Linked DNA regions of Mus musculus: region 1 is linked to region 2. Evidence: chromatin loops called from intact Hi-C (ENCODE). Cell type or tissue: left cerebral cortex. All regions are shown on one strand.

The links. A loop is a pair of places that touch in the nucleus more often than their neighbours do. Peaks named below come from ENCODE experiments on the same cell type or tissue, not always from the same donor. Only the 100,000 strongest peaks of a DNase experiment are listed, where the experiment ranks them.
Region 1: it touches region 2 in a loop (6-fold over the local background); 3 of 42 quality-filtered maps call a loop at or near these places.

The regions. Positions count from the first base shown.
Region 1 is chr16:33,375,992-33,383,991 of GRCm38, forward strand. Zfp148 (zinc finger protein 148) reads left to right here and starts at 4,784. Exons shown (of 9, transcript NM_011749.4): 1 at 4,784-5,036. It overlaps 1700007L15Rik (RIKEN cDNA 1700007L15 gene), which reads right to left and starts at 4,745. Exons shown (of 2, transcript NR_045709.1): 1 at 4,525-4,745; 2 at 3,863-4,388. In left cerebral cortex, CTCF peaks have their summits at 2,593 (motif pointing left), 3,479 and 4,611; DNase peaks (open chromatin) are centred at 3,079, 3,463, 3,757, 4,734 and 4 more places; H3K4me3 peaks cover 3,151 bases; H3K27ac peaks cover 3,359 bases.
Region 2 is chr16:32,873,330-32,881,329 of GRCm38, forward strand. Fyttd1 (forty-two-three domain containing 1) reads left to right here and starts at 4,455. Exons shown (of 9, transcript NM_027226.4): 1 at 4,455-4,667. The coding sequence starts at 4,565. It also overlaps a transcript of Rubcn not described here. In left cerebral cortex, CTCF peaks have their summits at 2,182 (motif pointing left) and 4,334; DNase peaks (open chromatin) are centred at 4,421, 5,074 and 5,186; H3K4me3 peaks cover 2,776 bases; H3K27ac peaks cover 1,366 bases.

The DNA of each region.
Region 1 (8,000 bases), 500 kb after region 2:
ACAGACAGACAGACAGAAACACACACAACACACATAGACACACACACACAGACACACACACCACCTCCATGCACACACCGACACGAAAAAATAAAAAGTTAAAAGACCCAAACTATACTATTTTAAGAGACTTCCTAACTCATCAGTGATATTCCTTTCCCTGTAAGGAAATCTTTCAACAAACTGTGTCTGTGTACTTTCACAAGCCCATTGATGAAAGCGGGAATCGGGAGTGTGTGTGTCCCCCACTCAGCACTTAACAAAGGAGGAGAAGCCTTTGTTTTGTTTTTGAAGGAAAAGAGCTACACTGAAATAATGCTAGCTTATGAGATGCTATAAAGTCAACTCTGCGCACTCGAGAATGACTACAAGGACTGAATGGCTGGATGTCTCAAACATTGTCACTGGGTTGGAAGGGACAGAAGCCTGAGATGCCTCAGTGGGGACAGGCACGATGGCACGATGATCTGAACTCAATCTCTAGCACCCACATAGTAGAGGAAGAGAACTGACCTCAGCAAGTTGTCCTCTGACCTCCACACATTTGAAGTGACATGTACCACCCCACCACACGAATAAATAAACATACACAGTAAAGTTATTTTAAATGATAGACTCACTCAGGAACACACCATAGTGGTCTCTTTCTTTTCCTTCCTCTCTCTTCTCTTTCCTCCCCCCCTTCTTTCACAGGCTCTCGAACTTTCCAAAGTGGCCTTGGGCTGACTATGTGGCTGAGGGTGCCTTGAACTTGAGATCCTCCTGCCTCTTCCTGCTCAGTGCTGGGAACATGGGATGTGCTACATCTCCAACTCAGAACAGTTCCTGGAATAGTATGCTGCTGAGCGTGATGGCCTTTAATCCCAGCTCTCAGAAACCATAGGAGTGGGCTGGTGAGATGGCTCAGCGGGTAAGAGCACCTGACTGCTCTTCCAAAGGTCCGGAGTTCAAATCCCAGCAACCACATGTTGGCTCACAACCACCTGTAACAAGATCTGACGTCCTCTTCTGGAATGTCTGAAGACAAGTACAGTGTACTTACATATAATAAATAAATTAAAAAAAAACCACATATGTGACATATGTATGTGTGTGATATATTAAATGATTTATGCTTATCTAGCATTTTTAAAAAGGACTGAAAACAAAAAACCAAATAGTAACAAAGAGAAGGAGAATAGCTACCTGATATAAGGGAGGAACGTTGATTTTGGCTTGTGCCAAAGAAATTTTGGACATGGTGAGGAAGAAGACCATGGCAAGTGGTAGAGCGAGCTGCTCAGCTCATGGTGGCCAAGGAAGGGAGAAGAGGGCTGTGTCCAGGGATAAAACACACCCTTCAGGGGCTGGAGAGATGGTTCAGTGGTTAAGAGCACCGACTGCTCTTCCAAAGGTTCAGAGTTCAAATCCCAGCACCCACATGGTGGCCCACAACCATCCATAATGAGATCTGACACCCTCTTCTGGTGCATCTGAAGACAACTACAGTGTACTTAGATATATAAATCTTTAAAAAACAAACAAACAAACAAACAAACACATCCTTCAAGGGCACACAGCCTGTTTTGTTCAACCAGGGTTTGTTTCCTACTCTATTTCTCAGTGATATGATAAACTATGATGCTTTAGCAATCCCTTGCTAGGGTTAGCGCCCCCAGGATCTAATCACCTCACAAAGGCCCCACCTCTGAACACCATTGCATCGAGTACTAAGTCAGCACATGAGCTGTAGGGGAACATTCAGATACAGACAGGTGGTATGAGGGGGTTCTTTTGTGATCAGAGTGGTTGCTTGGGGGGTGGTGGTGGTGTTGTTTCAAGACAGGGCTTCTCTATGTGGCTCTGGCTGTCCTTTCCTAGAGCTTGCTTTGTAGACCAGACTCTCCTCAAACTCATGTATGTCCACTTGCCTTTACTTCCTAAATGCTGGGATTAAAGATGTGCACTACCACAAACTGGTAAGGAGTGGTTCTGTCCTCACTGTGGGGACAGACCTGTGCTCCTACATAGGATGGAGGTAAACTCTAAACACACATGAGGATGCACATGCCGGGTGTGGTGGCACATGCCCTTAATCCCAGCACTCGGGAGGCAGAGGCAGGCTGATTTCTGAGTTCGAGGCCAGCCTGGTCTACAAAGTGAGTTCCAGGACAGCCAGGGCCACATAGAGAAACCCTGTCTTGAAAAACCAAAAACCAAACCAAACCAAACCAAACCCCTGGAGGATGCACATGGGTTCAAAGGTCACAGATACTGCCCGGTTTTGTGGGCACTACGTAACAGGCTCCTGCCAATCTGCTGCTGTTGATGGCTCTCCATAGTTTTATATCACACCATTGGGAGAAGCTGGGTGAAGAGATAAAGGAGTTGTTTTGCCCTGTATTTGTAACTTCGTATAAGTGTACAGTCATTTTAAAAATTTATCATTAGGGGTGCCCCTGTGGATGTTAAGAGGACAACTTTGGGGCTGGAGAGATGGCTCAGTGGTTAAGAGAACCTACTGCTCTTCCGAAGGTCCTGAGTTCAAATCCCAGCAACCACATGGTGGCTCACAACCATCTGTAATGAAATCTGATGCCCTCTTCTGGTGCATCTGAAGACAGCTACAGTGAACTTAGACATAATAATAAATAAATCTTTAAAAAAAAAAAAGAGAACAACTTTGTGGAATTGATTCTCTCCATCTACTTTTAGTGTGAGTTGAGCTCAGGTTGCTATCTTGTGAAGCAAGTGCGGTCACCTGCTGAACCCCCTTGCTGATCCTTCATTTGTTTTAAAGAGTTATTTTTATTCATGGTGTGTGCTTGTGCATATTATCTGCCATGTGTGTGCAGGTGCTCTGGAAACTTGGGCCCTCTGAAAGAGCAGCAAGTGCTTTGAAATGCTGAGCCATCTCAGACAGGGTTTCTCTGTGAAGCCCTGGCTGTCCTGGAACTTGCTCTGTAGACCAGGCTGGACTCTAACTCAAGTGATACCCCTGCCTCTGCCTCCTGAGTGCTGGGATTAACGTCACTACCTTATGGCTGTCTCTCATTGTTTTAAAGTGGGTGAGTGGAAGAAATTTAAGATGGAAAGGAAGCAAGCTGCGTGGCCAAGACTGGTATTGGAAGGTAAGCAGCAGCAGTCTGGATAAAAAAAATGGACCAGCAAGAATTTCAAGAGCCTTCAATCACTCTTACTTTGAAGGCATGGTCAGTAGTCTTCTCCACTCTGCCCATTTTAGATGGTTGTTTCTTCCTTGTCTTAATTCTCTTCAGAAACAAAGAGATGTATTCCTAGTGGCAACCCTATTCATCTTAGTCCACTGGGTGTGACCCTAGGCTTTTAGCTCTTTCTAGTTATTAGCTTTACCACAGCTTAAACCTAAAAGTTAGCTTCTTGGCTGCCAGAGGGTTTTTTTTTTCTTCTCTTCCCTTTTTAAAAATACATCTGAATTTGATGTCACTGCAGTTGCTAGAAGTTGCCAGAAGGCTGTCCTCCAGCTAACTGTCCCTTGCTCTAGCTTGTATCACGGTTTTGTTACAATTAGCATTCAGAATATGCACTGTCATCTTATTAAAATTTATATTTTTTTAGTGGAGAAGGTTCAAGTAGAGTTTATTGTGAGGCTGTGGGCTCATCCCTGCTTTTCTTAGTTAACTGTGTTTGAATTCAGCTGAACTTCTGAGCCTCAGCTACTTCAAAAGGCGTCGCGGTTTACTAAGGTTAACGCCTGAGGGAATATTAACCTTGCAGACAGTAATCTAATTCAGTGTCATCACAAGTGCATAATGCGGGAGTTTGGAGTTTGGCCAAAAAGCCTATTCAAATGAACATTCAAGGGGTGGGGAGGTGGGTGTGGACAAGGAGAGAATTCCAGAAATGGTTATGTAGATATTTTAATGTCCTTTCCCTCTCACCTCAAAGGTTATGTTTAAGTATTGCAGAGAGGTGCTAAAATAAAGCCTTGAGATTGTGAAACAGAAATCCTAACGAAGGTGCTCCATCTCTCAGGAAGTTCCCAATAACCCGATCGACATTCACTGGGCACATTAAGTTAGCTGACCTTGTACTACTGTGTGGGCACAAAGGTCATTAACTGTAAGCCCTCCCTTTGTATAGGCAACTAAAGGGCCTTGGTGTTAAATGAGGGCGCTCCTAAGAAACCAGGATTTAGTGAAGGTCGTCGAAGGGCTGCCAAAAGATGGCTCAACTAAGCAATCTTAGGTATGCAGAGATTATAACCAAGTCTTTGCTGACATGCAGACCGTGGTTTGGGCCAACGAAGTCCTGACTGGGATCTCTTGCTTTTTCTCGGTGCCCACATCCTGCATCGCGGTTTGCAGACTCCAACCAGGTTTTCTAGTTTCAAGGGTGCAGGGTAGCATCTTCCGGAAAAAGAGGAGAGGCTAGGTAAGAGAATAAAAGAAAGATCCAAGAAATCCTGGCTAAACCCTTCATCGACGTTCCCGCCCCTTCCACTTCCCAGGGCCTGGGCCGCTATTTAATCCCCATTTTTCACTTCTCGGGGTGCCAGGCACGCACCCAGCCTCAAGGGGAGGACGTCCCTCTCAGTGGCTTTCCCAGCTCCCATCAATTTCAAAGCGTTTTCCTCTCAGGCCCATCAGGGGGACCCCCAGAGCGGGGCCCAGCTTTCCCGGCCACGCCGCGCTGCTGACACGCAGGCGCCAGAATCAAAGCCACGCTTGGTCTCGCAGCCAGGTCTCCGCGCCAAGCGAGGGCCGGCGGCCCGGAGCGCTTCCTGTGTGCGATGCTTCCCATAATGCACCGCGCCGGCAGCGGCGGCGACCGCGGCGACGCTCTAGCCGCGCCATGTCTGCCTCTCGACTGCTCTGGGAGGAGGAAGAGAAGGAGGAAGAGGAGGAGGAGGAGGAGGGGGAGGAAGAGGAGAAAGGCGCAGGGGTGGGAGCTGTCGCCGGAGCTGCCACAGCAAAAGTTCTCTCCCCTCCCCCTCGCCCTCCTCGTCGGGCCCGTGGGAAGGTCGGAGCCGCCGCCGCCTGCAGTCAGTGACCGCGCGCCTCGGCGCCAGCCCCGCGGTAAACGCTCGGCCTGGCAGGCCTGGGCCCGGGAGGGCGGGGGAGGGGAGGGGGCGGCGCGCGGTCGGGGGGGGGGGAGCGCGGCGACGACGGTGTGACCCGCAGGAGCGGCGGGCCGGCCGGCCGGGGGGCGGCCCGGGAGGCGGCGGGCGCAGGCCGCGGGGAGCGCGGGGCTGGGGACGCGAGGATGGTGGGTCGGGGCTTGGAGAACGGAGAATGACGGGGGCGGCGGAGGCGAGAGAGCGGGCGGCCTCCGAGGCCTGCGGCCGGTGTCGGGTAGGAAGGTGGGATGCACGCGGGGAGGCCTCGGGGTGCCAGGCTGTGGGCGACGAGGCCGGCCAGACCCTGGGGTTCTCCGCCGTCTTGGTGCAGTGCTTTCTGCACCGCAGGCCTCGGTCGCCGCTGCTGCCTCGGTGTGCTCGTTGGCTGCAGGGAAGGGCAGGGGCTGGTGAAAAGGGGATTGCTTGCAGGAAGCCGAGTAGGAGTGCGAAAGGGGAGAAAGGGGCCGGAGGGGAAGATGCCGGATAGGTGGAGGAATGCCGGGGGTGGCTGTGGAGCAGTCTTGAGGATTCTGAGGGTGTTCATTGTGCAGATACGTTAGGTGTTTCATTATGGAAAGAACCGAAGCGTTTCCAAGGCAAGGGGAAGAAGGCTAGAGTAGTTTCTACGGATAGAAGGAAGAGCGTTTGAAGCCAGAGGAGTGCTAAATATTGGAAAAGAAGCAGAGAATGCATAATAGAATAGACAGATGTAGCATAATTATCAAATGCTGGCCCAAGGTCTAAAGAGTTATTCCAGATGGGCCAGAGTGGCCTAGTTCGGAACCTGTTTGGGCTCTTCAGTAGATGACATCCGGTAAGTGTGGGTCCCCGCTTGGTTGGGGGTCATTGAGAATTTAGTCACTTAGCCTGTAGATTGGTTTGAGACATTTTAGTGCCGCACTAGTGAACTGAAAAATCTTTGAAAGAGACCTTGAGAAACCGCCTGGCTTCTGGGCATTCTTGAGGCCACGGAGTTGAGAATTTTAGCAGATTTGGAGTATTGTCTGTTACCGGAGGGTGGATGAACACCGTCCTGGAAGACGGTGGAATAGGAATTAACGTGGCCTGGCGGTGTTCTTCTTCACTGCCTAGCTTATATGGTACCACCAGAAGAGCTGGTGCCGTATTTCAGCCTAGGTTGCAGGACATAGATTGTAATTGTCCGGGTCAAGAGTTGGTGCATTCTAGTCTGGTCTTTGAAGGCTCCATTTGTCTAGTTCTATACTTCGGGTTGGCGGGAGATCCTTTTCCATTCACAGTTCCGGGTGTACTCTTTCACGGAGGCATGATGTTATTAAAGAAAATAACATCTGCAAGCAAAATGTAGGCAGAGCATCTAGAATATCTGTTATCTTAGCTTATAAGGAGGTCAGGAGTGGTTGTAATGCCTAAGGAAATCTGAAGTGACAGGATGAGTCGAGGTCTCATGAGGAGGGACAGTCCCTATGTTAGGAAACCAAGTTCTGCACTCCCTGAATGCACAGTAGACCACATTTTTCAAGAAGGAACACTGGGTGAGAACAGAGTCTTGTCCTTTTTGTTTTGTTTTGCTTTTTTTTTTTGAGACAGGGTTTCTCTGTAGTTCTGGCTGTTCTGGAACTTGCTGTTGTATACCAGGCTGGCCCGGAACTCAGAAATCCACCTTCCTGTGCCTCCTTAAAGGCACAGCCCGGCTAGAACAATGTGTTAAATTCTATTTGGATAGTGGTCACCTTTTGTTATTAAGAGAAATTACATAATGTGTTGTGGTATCATTTCAACTGAAGGGAAGACGAGTATGTTAAATGTGACAGATCTTTTTCATGGCAGTTGAAGGAAAAGAGAATAATGGGGAGGATGGGGTAACATTCGGGAGAGGGGAAGGAAACTCAGGTATATTCATTCCTTTTTCTTTCATTATAATTTTTCTTATAGAAATAACTGGATTTTTTTATTTTTAAAAAAACTTGGAAATTTTCCGGTTAGTGCATTTAGATTTGCTCACTTTTAAAAAGATTTTTTTTTTTTTTTTTTTGGTTTTTCAAGACAGGGTTTCTCTGTATAGCCCTGGCTGTCCTGGAACTCACTTTGTAGACCAGGCTGGCCTCGAACTTAGAAATCCACCTGCCTCTGCCTCCCAAGTGCTGGGAGCAAAGGTGTGCGCCACCACGCCCAGCTAAGATCTTATTTTTATTTATGCATATGTATTTGTCTATGTGAACATATGCCATGGATGTGAGGGTAACCAAGGAGGTTAGAAGAGAATGTTGGATCCTCGGGAGCTGGGATGACAAGCATTTTTGAACTGACTGATGTGGGTGCTGGAAACTGAACTTGGGTCCTTTGGAAGAGCAGGACGCACTCTTATTAGCTGCTTCTTTGGCCATTTTAAAAAAGGGCTTACTTGACATGATGCACCCATTTTTACTGTCATGGTGTTCGTGGCTCAGTTTCCCTCTGCTGCACTGGTATTGTGTATTGTCATTTCTTTTACTACTGAGTGCCAAATACAGTATGTTGTGTTTCTTATGCAAATAATATGAATATATGTAATTTTAAAAAACTGTCCTGAAGGGACTAACAATGAAAAGCAATGAAACAGGGGTTCATTGCAGTTTTGCTTTCATAGACTGCTGCCTGCTGTGCCCTGCAAGCCCCCCCCCCCCCTTTCTGAGACAGGGTCTCACTGTGTAGCTCTGTCTGAGGAGGGACTGGCTTTGTAGGCCAGGCTGGCCTCAAACTCAACAGAGATCCGCTTGCCTCTGCCTCCCAGGTGCTGGGATCACGGGCCCACATCACCGTGTCCAGTGAGCTTTTGTGTTGGTGTTCTGAGACAGGTTTCTGTCACCCAGGCTGGCCCCTTAAGTATGTAGGAAAGATGACCCTGACTGTCTGAACCTTTGCCTCTTTGATTTCTGGCATTACAGGTGTGAATTCCACAACT
Region 2 (8,000 bases):
CTAGAAAATGCAGAGTCAGTCTTTAACTCCAGCTTTTGTTAACATGGCTGATCAACATTTCAGTCCGTTGTGAGTGGTGACTCTGTGCTTGAAAGTGTGTGTGTGTGTGTGTGTGTGTGTGTGTGTGTGTGTACAGGGAAGGCACAGAGGCAGAAGCAATGAAGCAGCTGGTCACATCCACAGCCAGGAGGCAGAGAGATGAAAGGGCAAGTTCAGCTCGTAGACTGGTGTTGCCCACATGTAGTGTGAGCCTTCTACCTCAGGCAACTCAGCCTAGAAACTTCCTCATAACCACGCTTGAAGGGGTGTCTCCTAGGAGATTCTAGGTCCTGCTAAGTTGAAAATTAATATTAACTCTCACATAGCCAGAGCTGACTGAGACATTACTAATATAGGTATTGTAGTCATAACTTTTTATTCTTTTCTCTCAATGTAAACCTAGTTAAGTCCTGGCTATGATCCTGGAATTACAATTTATTAATAAGATATGAGGGAGAGATAATTGAAATTCATAGACTAACCATTTACCTCGAGTGACAGAGCTTCTGAGAATCAAATTCAGATCTGTAACTCCAAAGTCAGTTTGACTATACCATCTAATTAATTTACATTGATTACTTCCAAGTCTAGTGTTTATGGTAATGTTTGTACTGAGACCACAGCTCTGATCACAAGTTTGTATTTAAACTTTAATTGATGCACTAGTACAAAGTCAAATCTCTTCACAAAAATACTAGTGATAATTAATGAGTGATAGAACATGTGCAAATACTGGTGCCCTCATATGTTGTTGATGACAATATAGTGTGGGCTTGTGAAAATCAATCTGCCAGTTCCTTACAAAGTTAAAAAAGCACTGTCATATGGTCCAGCAATCTATATCCAGTATGTTTCTAAGAAGTGAGGACTTATATCCACACCAAACTCATATATGAAAGTTCATAGCACACTATTTATAATAACCAAAAAGTGAAAACAGACAACTGTCTATTAACTGATAAAGAAAACACTACATCCATGCAATGGAATACTATTCAAGTATCAACAGGAGTGAAGGTTGGACTTAGTGTTAAAATATGAGCAATCCTAGAAGACCTTGTTTAGTGAAAGAAGCTAGACACAACAGATTGTATACTGTATGATCCTGTTTGTACGAAATGTCCAGAATGAGCAATCTACAGAGACAGACAGGAGAGGTATGGTTGCTATGTTTGTTTTGCTTTGTGTGTGACCTATATGCTGGTATAGTATTACCACAGTGCTTTATTCTTGTATCTTTTGAAATCCAGAGAGTCTATGAATCTCTGAGGCCTTAGCCCTTGGGAACGTGAAATTCCAGATAAAACAAGAAGGATGAGATACCAAGGAACATTCTACAAAACTAAAAGATTTGGAATCAGGCTTCAGTTTTGAGAAGAGACAGGGACAAAAGGTAGTACTTATTATATTGGTACAAAAAAGTTTTTATATATTGGAATATTTGTTATTTGTTCTATACAGACCTAAAGTTAAAAAAAACAAACAAAATTTCAAAATCTAAACACACCTGTTTTGTTATATCAAATGCATGCTTTCAAAATCTAAATGCCTTAACTTTTTCATGTAGATTAGAAAGAAGATTAGAAACAAGATGGGCTGGTAAGATGGCTCAGTGAGTGAGGGTGCTTGCTGCTAAGTCTGACAATAAGAGTGTGATCCCTACATGGTAGAAAGAGAGAATGGACTCCCACAAGTGGTCCTCTGATTCCACACGTGCCATGTTACATGTGCTCACATACATGCACACCACACACACATATACAGTCAATCAATCAATCAATAATAAATGTAAACAGACTTTCCAAGCTGGGTATGGTAGTGTACAATTGGCACTAAGAAGGCAGAGGTGAGCTGGGCGTGTGACGCACGCCTTTAATCCCAGCACTCGGGAGGCAGAGGCAGGCAGATTTCTGAGTCCAAGGCCAGCCTGGTCTACAGAGTGAGTTCCAGGACAGCCAGGGCTGTACAGAGAAACCCTGTCTCAAAAAACCAAAAAAAAAAAAAAAAAAAAAAAGCTGGGCTGGAGAGTTGGCTCAGCAATTAAGAGCACTGACTGTTCTTCCAAAGGTCCTGAATTCAAATCCCAGCAACCATATGGTAGCTCTGTAATGAGATCCATCTGCAATGAGATCGGATGCCCTCTTCTGGTGTGCCTGAAAACAGCTACAGTGTACTTACATTAAATAAATAAATAAATAAATAAATCTTAAAAAAAAAAAAAAGAACCAATCTACAATTCTTTTCTGTAGTTTACTTCTACAAATGAGCAGAGAGTGCAGAAGTTATAACTAATGGCAGAGGGCTAATGCAGGGAGAAACATCTTGTGCTTAGAGCATCTCAGAAATGTAAAGATAGGGTTTCTGGCCTCAAACTCAGAGATCTGCCTGCCTCTGCTGGGATTAAAGTTGTGCACCACCACCACCACCCAACTCAGGGTTGTAAAGACTCTTAGGATAACTTATGCAGACTAAGGCCTATAGCATTCCATAAGGTAATATAACAAGTGACGGAAGAGAATGATAAATGCTGTACTCAATAAACCCAGGAACGGTAGAAGCTTTCTTGTTGGGTGGTTTGGTTTTGGTTTGGTTGTTTTGAGACAGCCTCACTGTGGAGCTCTGGCTGGTCTGGAGCTCTGAGATCTGCCTGCCTCTCAGTACTAAGTCCAAAGGTGCCTGGCCTCATCCACACTCTTCTTTACAATCTAGCTTCCCCAGTTGCTAGCAGTTCAAGGGGTTGGGGTTGGAGAGTAAAATAGCAAACCCAAGGACCTTGTGGCAAAAGCATCAGCTATTCTACTATTCTACGTGCCAGATTTTACTGTTGAATCTTGCTGAATTCAAACTTTTTACCATTAGTTTCTTGTATGCCCTCATAGGTGTGTGCTATGTTAACTGACTATATACAGTTACAGTTTTGCCATGGGAAAGAAAACCAACTTGACTTTTGCTGTTGTTTTGAGACAGGTAATCTTTACATAGCCCTGATTGTCCTGGAACTATGACCTGGCTTGTTTACAGCTTACAGAAATTCACTCACTATTCTTTGCCTCCCGAGTATTGCAATTAAAGGCACTGCAAAACACACCTGGCCCAACTTGACTTTTGAGAATAAGGGATTGTATTTCTCAAATTCTCAATAGAAAATTATACATTTCCTCAAGATAAGACTACTATGATTCATCAAACACCCCAAAACATCATGCTTTTGGATGGAATCACGAATTAAGAGTGGCCTTTTCTTTTAACCATATCGTAAGAAGCATTAGTATGTAGTTTTAAGATGGATCAATAGCTGTCACAATCTTTACTAAAAAGGGTAGATACAATATAACCAGGTCTCAGCTGGTAAAAGTTAGAAAATATGTTATTAATAGATGCAATTGTACATGATATGAAGTGTTTTAAAGTATGGAAGCTCCAAGCAAAAAATAGTAAAATGTGTCACGGCTGTTGAATTTGCAAATCACATGGATTGTGACATTACTAAATTAAATATAGGATAGTGTGGTTTTCAGATTTCTTGGGTCACTACAAAGCTAGCTCAGGTCTCTACTAAAGAAATTTTAGGAAGTGAAGAAAACGGTGGCAGAGATTTCTACACGAACAGAACACTTGACGCTGTTTTTTTTTCCTTAGATGAAAATGCCTGAGATGGTTTTGAGCTGTTATGTGGGGGATGGAATAACAGGCATGCTTCCACGCAGGTGCGTTGTAGAAAATAAAGTAAAAAAAAAAGGGGGGGGGGGAATAACATTTCGTAAAGGGGAAACGAATTATTAAGCTGGAATGGAAACATTAAGTTTTTCTATAAAGACGATTAAGGAAAATATATATATTTCGCCACTCAATTGAGTAATAGAAAAACGCAACCAAATAAACAGAAGTACTTACCCTCCCAAGGGAAGATGAGGTCTTACTAAGGTAGCTAGTACCGTGCCAAATGTTTATAGAGTGCCAACTGAGACAAGGCACAGATACATTAGCATTTACTTTTATTGTTAAGGTGACTCAAGAACTGTCACTGCAGCCTTTGCTATCAGACGTGGCAACTCAGGGACAGGGGAGCTGGGACCCATCGCTGCAATCTCGGCTCGCAGGGGTCTGTCCAGCCTCCGTAGGCTGCACTGCAGAGGGGCGTGCCGGGCCTTTCCGCAGCAGGACGGGCCGGAACAGCAGGGCCAGGCTAGTCGTTCAGACTCGGTTTCGGAGGCGCTGCCAATGGTGTGGACCGTCGAGGCGCTAGGACAGCCGCTATTCCCGGCGCCCTGGGCTGAGGCTCCAGGACGGCGCCCCGCACCGGTAAGGGCCGCTAGGCGCCAGTTTCGCGTGGGCCGCTCTAGCCGCCCGCAGCTCGTCTCGGTAGTCCCTCTCCCCCGCCCGCTGCTGGGAGGTGGGAGGGCGAGGACGCCGCCGGCGCGCGTGCGCGCTCTGCGCTGCAGCTAGTCTGCGTGCGTGAGTGGGAGGCGGCGGGCCTGCGACTCTGGCCTTCCCGGCTGACTGCTCCGACGCCGCAACCCCAGTCATGAACCGGTTTGGCACCCGGTTGGTAGGAGCCACGGCGACCCCGCCGCCGCCACCGAAAGCACGAAGCAATGAGAACCTGGACAAAATCGATATGTCCCTGGGTGAGAGACCAGGGTGGCCGCGTCGTGGTGGGGGGAGGGGGCGGGAGGCACGGTGGGGGAAGGGGCGGTTGACCGCGGTTGCCTGTCCGGTTTGGTCGCGCGTGGGCGGAACCGGCGAGGACCCCCCCCCCCCGATGGGACGGGAGCGACCCCGGTGTGTCCCACCCCCGGGGGTAGGGAGGGGTCGTAACAAGGACTGGCCGGGCCCGGCGGTCCGCAGGGTCCGTAGCTGCTGTCTTCTTTCCCCGCAGGACGGAGTCTCTTGGGCTACCCGGGCCGGCGTGTGCTCACCCACCCGGGGCTTTTCCTTTTAAAGGGTCTTAGAACCAGCCTGGGGCTGCAACTGACTAAAGCCAGCAACCGCGAGAATAGCTTGTCTGGTGTGAATGCCCAGAAGTGCGCTGGGCACGGGCGATTTCCAACCGGCGCCTCCCCTGGGAACGCCGGGGGTCCCGGACGCGGTCCCTGAACGGCCGCTCGGAGGGGTCGTTAAGCGTGAACCGTATTACTGAGTTTGATTAGGTGTTTACTGAAGCGTGTTCTCTAGCACGGTTTCAAAGTTAGCCAGTTGGGGGTGGGGAGGGAGAGATGTACGCAGATTGATAAAATGTCAGGTAGAACATGGGGTCCCGTGTACATAAAAAGGATGCCGTGGTTTGCTGATGATTATGTAAGAAAAGCATGAGGATTGTTTTTTATTTTCGAAAAAAAAAATAATTCCAATCCAACAGTATGAGGGCTTCTGTTTGGTTTGGCTTAGCAAATCCAAAAGTAATTCCTTCTTTTCTTTTCTTTTTTTTTCTTTTGTAGAGTCAAGTTATGTATGGTACTGGATAGAATCAGTGCTCTCTTTCTTTTTCCTCTTTCCGGGTCTCTTCTCACCACACTGCCCCTCTTGGATATTTTAAAATACCTGAATACTGAACTTGTGTTTCTTTTCTAATGGAAGGCTATCCTGGGCCTCAGAAGCCCAGGGACCATACAGCTGAAGAGGGGAGCAGGTGTCCCAGTGGAAGGGCATCCTGAGACACTGGTGCCCAGGAACCACACAGCTCTGAAAGGAAACCTTCGCAGCTCCCAGGGGAGGGTATTCCCAGCTGAGCTGAGGAGCTCAAGAGTCTCAGACCTACTCCACTTGTTTGCTTCTCTTCATTGCTTCTTGGCTTCTTATCAGTCACACCAGGCAGCAAATCGCATAAAAGAGATTTATTGGTAGATCCAGAGAGAAGAGGGACGAATCCAGTAATGGCTGCCCTCTGCTCCCACTATAGGACAACAGGGAATTGGACAAAAGGCAAGGGCTTATATAGGGTTTCTTAGGGGGATAGAGCTTTTCCGGACAGATTTCCAGAATAAGTATTGGTGAGTTTTCCTACTCAGGGATTGGTTAGGTTTTGTGGGAAGCTCAGCGATTGGTGGGTTTTTCCTGCTCAGGGATTGGTAGATTTTCAACCTTTTTCTCTGCCTTGGGGCCCATGGGTTAGGATAGGAAGTCCTTTCCGACCGACCAATCGACCACAGGCCCCTTTGGCTGAGATGCCATCACGGAGAGGCTGGAAAGGAGCTGTGGACTGCCACGGTGGGACAGCTTCTGCAGCAGTATTTCGGGGTGGCACGTTTCCTTTTCCACCTCTAGGCTTTAGGCTGAGGTGGAAAAGGAGATGCACCACAGCGATGACTCCTGTGACAGTTCTAGGCTGAGGAGGTGACAAGATGCCTCCATTTTGTCTGCTCCTGTGGGGACATCTTAAAATGGCCCTAGGCTGAGGTAGGAAGGAGGAACTGGCTGCTTAGGGACTACAGAACTTAGATGTAACCTATTCTGAGGATGTTGTTTAGGGTAATCCTGGGCCTGGAAACACTCATGATATTTCTTTACATTCGTGTTATCTCTTCTGTTACTTGGAAAGCTTTTGATCAGCAGTTAAGAACTCTTCCTTGGTTTCTGGGGTTGCCTTAAGTCAAAACCTAATATTTGAACTAGTAAATTAACAGGAATATGTTTGGCCTTTGTTTAGTCTGACCACATTGGCTGATCAGTAATGAACTCCAAAAAATAAAAAAAAAAAAAGACAGCTTTTGATTGAAAGCCATGAATTTGTATAACATGTTTATTGGATGCTAGGCTATAAACTAAACATTTAATATAATTTAATGTCCTAATAACCTCACAAGGGTTGTACTCCTAGTGATAAGTATGTAGAGCCATACTATTTCATGAGCACCCTGCTTCTGACATTTACTAGCCCTGTGACTATGGACAAATTGTCTAAAAAGGTGATGACAGTAGGGGCTAGAGAGATTGCTTAGTGGCTGAGAACATATTCTGTTCTTGCAGAGACCCAAAGTTTAGTTCCCAGTGCCTACTTTAGGCAGCTTGGCCCAGAACGTAACTCCAGTTCCAGAGATCCTGTGCTTACATGCACAGATTCACAACCATACACACATAATTAAAATAAAAGCCTAAAAAAGGTGATAACAGCTATCTCATGGAATTGCTATATTAAATGGGTCAGTAGGCAAATGAAAACTGCTTGGAACAATATTTGGTGGACAACAAATGCTATGTATCTACTTATTGAGACAGGGTCTCACTATGTACCCCTGGCTGGCCTGAAACCAGGATGTCCTGTAGACCAGGGTGACCTCAAACTCATAAGAGAATCACCTAACACTGCCTCCTGAGTGCTGGAATTAAAGGCCTGTAGAAAGCAGAAGAGGGTGTCAGATCCCCTGGAACTGAGTTGTGACCACAGGGAATTAACCCTGTGTCTTCTGGAAGAGCAGCAAGTGCTCTTTTTTTGTTGTTTTTGTTTTGTTTTGTTTTGTTTTTTTGAGACAGGGTTCCTGTGTAGCCCTGGCTATCCTGGAGCTTGCTCTGTAGACCAGGTAGGCCTTGAACTCAGATATCCACCTGCCTCTGCCACTGGAGTGCTTGGATTAAAGGCTTGCATTACCACCACTGGTTGCAGCAAGTGCTCTTAACTGCTGATCCATCCTCTAGCGACAGAGAATATAATGTAGATCATTATAATGTAGTTCGTTGTAATGGATCTTTTTTTCTTCTAATGTTTACCCTATCTACTCAATGGGTGAGAGTGGCCATGTTCTCCTTTCATATTAAAAAAACTTGGAGGACTTAGATAATAAGATGTCTTCCTATTTTTATTTTTAGTTGTGGCAAGAATTGTATTATATACTAGTAATCAACACTCTAGAAGATAAGGTAGGAGAATCATGAGTTTCAGAGTAGTGAGACTTCATCTTAAATTAATTTCAGCTATATTAAAAATTACTGTGTGTAAAAGTTACTTTGGTATGTTGGACATTGTA